2 separate regions of the Homo sapiens genome follow, and region 1 is linked to region 2. The links are chromatin contacts, found by Hi-C in ENCODE. All regions are on one chromosome and are shown on one strand. The core of a region is the stretch at or near the end of the contact, and the rest is flanking DNA. Distances in the headings are between cores, read along the strand shown.

Region 1 (4,239 bases), core at 346-2,845, 140 kb before region 2:
AGCAGGGATCCCGTTAATTCAGTTCAGCAAGAAATCCCCTACGTGAGATGTCTCCTCTCACTAACTTTTCCTCCACTAACTACCCCCCTATTCTGCGCACTGGTGATAAATCCTTCGCTATCATTGCTGTGTTTGGAACTGAGCTCTCTAAGGCCATGAGGAATGAGAGGGCATCAGGGCAGAGCGTCCTGCCTGAGTGACCATCCCCACCCTCCTCACTCTCTCCTCCTCTATCTCATAGGATTTCAGCTGCCAGCAGCAGGGAGCCCAGCTCAAAGTGGCATACGTGAAGAGGACCTGAATTTCTGGCCTGCCAAGAAACCCAGGGGCGAGGGAGCTTTAGGGTTGGTCAATGGTTATGAAGGAATCAGGTTCTTCCCAAACCCCCTGCTGCTCCACCACCTTGACACATTGGCTTGGCTGTGAAGGGTCCCCTCATGGTTCCAAGATGGCTGCCAGGGCCCCAGGAATGACATGCAGACAGGACTACACACAACAGGATGGGGACACGGCTCCAGGTGCATCTTCTTTTCAGAACAAAGAAAATGTCCCAGAACCGCCTCTCTTCAGTTCTCACTGGTCACAGCTGGGCACACATGAACCCCTGGAGAAATGGGACTGCCTTGATTGACTAGGCTGGAGCCAGGGCTTGGACCACCTGGACGACGGTGGATCCCTGAACGAAGCCAGGCCACTGTAGGAGAGAGAACGGCAGCATGGCTGCTGGGAAGCAGACGACCATAGCTGCTACATCCTTCCATTTAGAGGCGGGGAAACCGAGGCCAAGGAGGCCAACTGAGTACAGGGAACTTGAACCCTGACTGGCACAACTCAGCCAAGATGTCTTGTTTCTGATTCCAAATGATGACAGCCCCGCAGACCCCTCCAGGGCTCCCATGACAGGTGAGTCAGTCTTGGGCCGGCTTTGCAGCCTGCACACACACAGCCCCACCCTATCCCCTCACCCCTCCCACCCCCGACCCCCCGAGCACTGTGAACCTTCAGCCTTTGTGCCCTCATTAATCCACTCTCAGTCAGACTCCCTGACATCTGCTCCACTCTAAACAAGCCAACTATGCAAGGCCGTCAGCAGGGCCCAGCCTGTGGTCGTCCCCAAATTGTAATATCCACTACGTCCCTGACTTGGAACCAGACGGCCAGGGAAGGAAACGATCCCTGTTTCCTAAGGGTTCAGAAGTTGCCCCCGGTCAACGGTTGCACTTAACACACCCACTTCTGAGGGCGAGGAAAGTTTTCACATCCACAGAAACGCCGTGGGAAATGGTCAGGGCCCTGGAGCCTTCCCGCCTTGCTGAGGGGTGGCGGGCACCATGCCCTCCCCATCTGGCAGTATCATCACTGTAGGGACACCCTGGAGAGCTCCCTTCTCGATGCTGGGGCTGTGTCTACCTGGAATGACCTGGGTGAGAGACTGGACCGTCAGCTCAGGCTCTCAATGAGGACCCACCAGCAGAGCACTCAGCTGCTCACCGCTTGAAGAATTGCAGGAGCAGGTGTGCACTGTAGAGGAAGGGCGTGACTGCATGACAGGCATTTCCCCACGCACCATCAGGGTTACAGCCTGAGACATTCTTGACGCTGGCTGTCTCGCATCTCACCCACACGTGTGCAATCCGTGCGGCCCAATGCAACATCACGCCGTATGCTCAGCAGCTCCAGGGCCAGCACAGTACCTGGCACTGAACCCGTATTTGCTCAGTGAAGGGACTGGGTAAATGAAAGAAAGGACTTTAAATCTCCATGATGCAGGGAGTGAAACAGCAAACAAATGAGGCCCACAGTCTCTGATCACCCTGGGCCTCCCAAGCAAACCCCGCCGGGCAGCCCGTGCACTGTGTCATCCTGACTCAGTTGTGAAGAAACTTTCTGTCCTCAGGCAGCTCCCAAGCTGGGTCAGCTCGAAGATAACCACGTCAGGCCCTTCCCCGCAGATGGGAGGTGTGTGACTGACTTTGAAATCACTTTGGCCTTTGAGTTTTAAAAGAGGTTGATTCCGATCAACTGACCTGAATGTTAATGGCATGGGAGTTTAATTTGTATTCAGACAGGAAGAAAATCAGCCACTCTGAGGAGATGGTGCTGTTTAATTAGGTCTAGTAGTTAACTCAGAATAAAGGCAACACACTGCCAGGAACCAGGAAGGGAAACGACGTCCCCTGGGAACTCGTAGACTTCAGAGGAACTGCGGAATCAGAAGCTGGTGGCTTAGAAATGATGACTTCGTTTCCTGAAAGTCACCAGAGCCTCCCAGCCAGGCGCTGAGGACAAGGCATTTGCTCCTGTGACTCCTGAGTCAGTCAAAACAGTGAAGGAGAAGAACAGTGACAATGCGTGGGTACAAACTCCAGTGCACATGAGTGCTCATGCACGTGTGTGTGTGTGTGTGTGTCTGTGTGTGTGTGATTGTGTGCACAGGGTGGCGGGGAGGAGGGCATCCAGTTTTTAATATAAGGAAGCTAAATCTCTTCTAATGCTGATAGCAACACAATTCCTAACAGCCCACACACTACAAAGAACTGAAATACCCATCCACAATACAACAGATGAATTGACAATGGCAGAGTCATGCAATGGAATACTACACAGCAGTGAAAAAGAGCGGGCTCCACTATGCACATAACAGGGATGAACTGCAGAGACATCATGAGGAGTAAGAGAAGACAGTGCCCGAGGTCACATACTGTATGGTTCCATGTATACAACGTACAAGAACAAGAAGAGCTAATTTACGGTGATAGAAGGGAGAATAGGGATTCCCCTAGCGGGAAGGTCAGCCTGGGAGTGGGGAAAGGGGAACTCTATAGCTTGATCACAGTGGGGGTTAGACAAGCAGGCGTATGTGCAAAAACGCACTAAGTGGCACGTTTTGCAAGACTTGTGTGCTCTATGTATGGTATACCTCAATTTAAATATATGTATATTTAAAGAAAAGCCTATTCTAAGGAACATGGCAACTAAGGCAACCACGGATCGCCTTGGTGTCACACTTCTGACACGTGCAAGCTCAGTGCTGTGTCCCTCCCCATGTGGCCGACACCTGCTGCTCCAGTCATGGGGATAATACCCTCACAATTATAGGTTGAATTTCTTACAGTTGTCTCTCCAGTTCACAGCATAAATTACACGTCTTCCCTGCACCCTCTTCGCCAACAAGGTCTAATAAAGTGGGGGGATTTGGCATTTCTTGCATTTATTTAAGGGCTCCAAGGGTGGGGAGGCACGAAGATGCTGCAGATTACTAACTGATTTGCTCCTTATGAAATTACACGGCAGGCGTGAGGCTGTCCCCGTCGCCACAGGCGCTCGAGAGGAAGAAATGAATTATGCTTCAAAGTTATAAGATGTGAAAATTGATTCAGGAATGCTAGCTGTTTTCAATTTTATATTGCCATTTATTTTAAGAACACCCAGGCTCTCCCAAACAGGAGTTTATAGCAGATATGAAAACATAATTAACACTTAAACTGACGCCGCAGACCTGGGCTGGTGGCCCTTTATGCTCTGATCTGCGTAGCCAAGGCTAACAGGATTCGAACCAGGTTGAAACAAAGAAACAAGAAACATCTGACAATTAATAAAACATAAAGAATCCACTGCCTTTTTTCAGTTTCCCCTCCCCATCCTGTCTCCCTCTGAACTTTTATGTGGAAACTTCTTTGAGAAAGGAAGGACACAGTTAATAAGAGGATGGCAGGGACTTATATATTCAAAGGTTGAAAGGAAGCAGATCTTGCAAAATCAAAGAACCCACTGGAGATGACTTTGCGCAGCTGCAAGATGGCCTGATGGGGGCTGGGGAAGGCATGGAGTTTACAGATAGAAGGAGCTGGAGCTCGATGTCTGCTGGTCAGAAGTCATTTCACACCTCTTAAGCCTCAGTTTCTTCCTTTGTAAGTTGGGGATAATAGCAGGACCCAGCTCTGAGGGCCCGTGGGAGGATTAAGTGAAGTAATGGATGCAAAGCCCACTGCAGGGCACTGGGGCATTCAGCAAGCGCTGGTGCCATGTTACATCCTGTGCTGTCTACGCCCCATGCCCAGTTCCCAGCAGCAAACAGGTCAGAATCCTGGGCACAAACAGACTAGAGAACCAGGGCCCGGCTCGTTGCTGAAAGCAGGACAGCTGCATCATTTGTGGGGGTCAGTGCAAAATAAAAACGTCAGGTCCCTTGTTCGAAGGCAGGAAAAAAGTGCCATTCAACCTACTCAGCTATAAAGC
Region 2 (4,169 bases), core at 1,573-4,072:
GCCATCAGGGACTTCAGGGGTTCACCCCACTTTCCAGAGGAGAAACTGGGGATGAGAGAGGTGGAACATTTGCCGGAGGCCACACTGCTTGTCACTGCCGGTGTGAAGAGCCCACAGCCTATTCCGTCCTCCCTCAAGTGCTGGGGAGAGTGACGGTGCCTGGACATTCCAGAAGGCACCAGCCCTGGAGGGGCACTAACTCCAGGCTGGACTCACCTTGCCCCTCGGAGCCTCAGTGTGTGCATCTCCACAGTGGGTTGAAGCTAGGCCTGTGCGGCCCGTGGTCATGGGGAGGATGCAGTTAGTGGAGAGTGTACCGTACCCAGAGGCCGACTGCAGGGGCTTCACTGTTGTGGAGCAGGAGACGGCACCTGGGATCCTGCTGCCAGGAAGGGGTAGGATTCCGTCACACCTTCGGCCAATAGAAAGTCTCCTCCCACTGTCTACCCAGCCGCCTGCACAGCCGCCCGGGATGCCTGGCTGGGTAAACGTGGAGCCTCACTAGGCCTAAAGCAGAATGTGGCAGCTCCCCTGGGGACCCCCTGCCAGACAGGAGTCCCTGGGCCCCGCGGCCTTCCATAGAGATCCACATACAGCTCTTATCTGTCCCGGGCCCAGTCTACATCCCCCCAGCCCATCCATGCTCTGCCCCTGGCATGGCTATCCGACCATGGCCCCTTTTCAGGGTGACCCTGGGGGTCCCCTCTTGCCTGTATGGAGACAAGAGCTCGTGCCTCACCCACCTGCCTCACCATCTCAGGTAAGACCCTGAGCTCTGAGGTCTTTTCTCGGCCTTGTCACCTCCTTGTTGTGTGACACTGGGCAAGGATCTGCCCTCTGAGGGTGAGGCTCCAGTGCAGGCAAGCCCCTCGACCAGGGATGGCACTTCCACCCTGGCGCTGCTCCGAGGGTATTCGGGACATGATGCAGAACGTCACTGCAGTGACCGCCCAGCCACGGAGTGGCGCAGACTTCAGGTTTACCCAGAAAGGCAATCCCAGTCTTTGTGCCCAAGGCCTGCTCAGACTAGGAACTCAGGCCTTGGATGGGGTGACCCTTTGTCCTCTTTATCCCCCAATCAGTCCTCAGTGTGGGTCTCCTGCTCCCGAGAGAACCCAGCCCACCAAGGGCCCATTTCCCAGGGGCAGGGACAAGACTGTGGCCAGGCCAATGTGCGACAATCTGCCAGCAGCGGGAGCCAAAGACCTAGCGTCCACTCCCATGGCCTCAGGAGATACCGAATTCCCCCAGGCCCCTTGTGCTGGGCTGTGGGGGAATTCAGTATCTCCTGAGGACATGGGAGGTACCGAATTTTTTAGGAACATCTCTTTATTCTTTAGAAACATCTCTGAGTCCTCGAAGTTTGATAGAAGGCCATCCCGTCCCCTTGGATGTTCCTGGGGACTCCAGGGGAAGAATGGGCAGCTACGTTCTGGCCTCGTGGTGTTAAGACTCTGGAGGGGTCTGGGAGGAGCTGCCTGAGCGTCAGCTCACTGCGGCTGCCTGGTTTTGTCAATGAGGTCTTTTCTGAGTGTGAATGAAGTGTTTTCGAGTGCGTTTTGCCCATAGCTGCGCTTGGCTGTAGCAGCAGGGTTCAGTGGTATGACAGAGACCCGCCGGCCCACAAACCAGAAAATATTTTACTCTCTGGCTCTTTATGGAAACAGTTTTCAGACCCTTGGTCTAGAAGCATCTAAATGGGGAAGGCGCAGGTGGACTGGGTGCGCCCACTTCAAAGAAGAGGAGTCCACCCCGAGCCCTGGGAGTCTGGGAGTGGTTGGAGGCTGCTGGGAGCAGGGGGCTCGTCAGCAGTGGCTGTAGGATTGGAACCTGTCCTTGTCCTCCACCTGGGGTGACTGGCAGACATAGCCAGAGGCTGGGGAAGGTTCCAGACAATTCTGAAGCTGGGCCCACCTCCCCCGACTTCTCAAGCCACTTTGGAACCTAATTCCACAAAGATGACTTGCACGGGTCACCCAGCAACTTCCGCACTTAAGTAGCAACCTGAGCACTCCCTGACTGCATAGCACGCCGGCGCCTGGCACTGGGGAAACGGTAGCAGCTCCTGCAGGGCGAGTGAGACCCCTGAATAGGCCACCGGGGGCAGAGGGACAAAGGCTGTGGTGCAGGAGGGGACTGGAGGAGATGGGAGGAGGTGCCTGACCCGCCTGGGGGGCTAACGGAGAGCTCTGGGGTTAGCACACCTGGGCAGAGGCTTGAGGGGCCAGTCAAAGTTCTTCAGGAAAGGGAGGAAAGAGGGGCCATTGGTCCAGACCCAGGATGGGCTCAGATCCAAAGGCAAGACGTGAGAGTCTGTGTTCACTGGGCACCTTGCAGAACACACTGTATGGTGCATTGCAGGCGCTGTCATCAGCCCGCTATACAGATAGGAAAACCCGTTAAAGGAAACAGCTATACTACGGCCGTGGACATCTAGGGGGTATGGGCCTCGGTAAGGGGTTGGAACTTTCTCTCCTGGAGGCAGCGGGGGGCCCAGACGGTTTAAGCAGAGGAGTGGCAGGGTGTGGGGTGGGGGGCATGAGGGAGATGTTCCCACTTCTGTGAGGAGGAAGGGCCCTGGGGAAGGGCAAGAGTGGAGGAGACCCTGGGAGACCCCTCAAGGACCTCAAAGACCAGCGGCACTCGCAGCCTCTGGGAGATGGTGAGACACGCAGGCTCGCCAGCCCTCCTGCTACAGAATCTGCATTTTTGCAGGCTGCAGATGGACTGTCTGCACATGGAGGCCCTGGTTCCATAGGACTTTGCTGTCCACTAGGCACAGATGCTGGGGAGAGAGGTGGATAGAACTGTCTAATAGAAGGAGAAGTGAGAGGGGATCAAGGGTGGGTGGAACAAGGGTGGTGGGGAGAGGAGCTGTCAGGAATGATCCTGTGGATCTGGCTTTGCAACTTGAAGAATATCAGAGCCATTCGCTAAATCAGGAGACGAGGCAGTTAAGACCTCCTTAAGGGGTAGGAGCGGTCCTGACGGGACAGTTTTGAGGGGCCACAGAGCCTCCTAGTGGCCATATGGGAAATTACCACCCTCTGGCCGTTCCTACCCAGGCTGCAGGTGAGCGGTATCCTACCTGGGAACCCTCAAAAAACCTGCCCCAAGGGAACGTTTGAGGTGATGGACATACTCATTATCTTGATTGTGGTGAGAGGTTCTTGGTATAAATATATGCCCGAACCAAATTGTATGCTTTGAATATGTCCATTTATTTGCATATCAGTTATATTTCAATGAAGCTATAAAAGTAACAGACATCCCTTTCCCCGGGCCCAGGGCTCACCGTCATGGCATTTGGGGAAACTCAGAGGAACTGGTCCTGGCATGGGGTCTCATTTTCCTCAGAGCAGATGGCATAAGCTTCATGAAGTGGCAGCTGTGCCCCTGCACCCAGACCAGAGCTTGGCGCCACAGTGGAACCACACACCTCCTTTGCCAGAGGCTGAATCACTGTTTTATGGCAGAGCAGCCGCCTTGGGCACTTTCCTCAACTCTCCTGTTTTTCACCTGTGAACTGGGACATCAGTAATGATGGGCTCACTAGATCAAGGGAGAGAAAGACTGTAAAGAAATAAATGCATAGAAGCAATGATTAAGTTAGGACAGGTGCTGGAAAGGGAATCAACAGATGACAAGGTTCACGGGAGAGGCCCTTCAGATGCTGGTCTCCAAGGGTCTGCAGGGGACGCTGGAACTGAAAGTGGACAGCAGCGGGCCGTGCAGCCTGGCCTGCCGTGTAAAGGACCTGGGGCTCGGGCTGAGCTTGTTGAGGCCCCAGGGGGCTGGTCAGCATGGCTGGTGGGAGTGTGGAGGTGACACCCAGCACATTCACATGCTACCTGAGTGCCACGTGGGCTCCGGGTGGTTTTTACATTCAAATTCAGCAAGTGCTTGAGCAACTATGAGGCAAGTACTGTAATCTCAAGAACTGTAATTCAGGTACAGAAACTGCAGCGTTGAAATTAAGTAACTTGACGCAGGTCACACAGCCAGCAGGGGGCCCAGGCCCAGGGGAGTGGGGCCAGGGGTGAGGGGCTGAGGCCATGTTCAGCCTGGTGAGAAGCCACTGAGGCCCACGGGAAGCTACAGGCAGCTTTGAGAAGGGGGCCCCACAAGTGGGTGTATGTTTTGGAAAGTGTCAGGCTGGATTTTCAGGG

The links. Hi-C counts contacts between places; a loop is a spot of excess contacts on that map. Pooled maps may share reads with other maps.
Region 1: a loop to region 2 is called in a pooled map, with 2.8 times the contacts of the local background. The contact joins two enhancer-like sites. A Hi-C loop is called at or near these places in 1 of 168 maps with a recorded cell type or tissue (mammary epithelial cell), 3 of 37 single-sample maps with no recorded cell type and 10 of 50 pooled maps.

Annotation. Positions count from the first base shown.
Region 1 is chr20:57,790,152-57,794,390 of GRCh38, reverse strand. No RefSeq gene overlaps it. Among named protein-coding and RNA genes, the nearest start is that of NKILA, 82 kb to the right of the region's middle. RefSeq lists an enhancer at 1-93. Within about 2 kb of position 1,595, at least 2 of the 41 ENCODE cell types and tissues checked have a DNase peak (open chromatin) inside an H3K27ac peak, as active enhancers do.
Region 2 is chr20:57,653,309-57,657,477 of GRCh38, reverse strand. The region is part of intron 2 of PMEPA1 (prostate transmembrane protein, androgen induced 1); the gene reads left to right. Among named protein-coding and RNA genes, the nearest start is that of ZBP1, 35 kb to the right of the region's middle. RefSeq lists enhancers at 1,578-2,175, 2,176-2,775 and a silencer at 2,969-3,048. Within about 2 kb of position 2,822, at least 3 of the 41 ENCODE cell types and tissues checked have a DNase peak (open chromatin) inside an H3K27ac peak, as active enhancers do.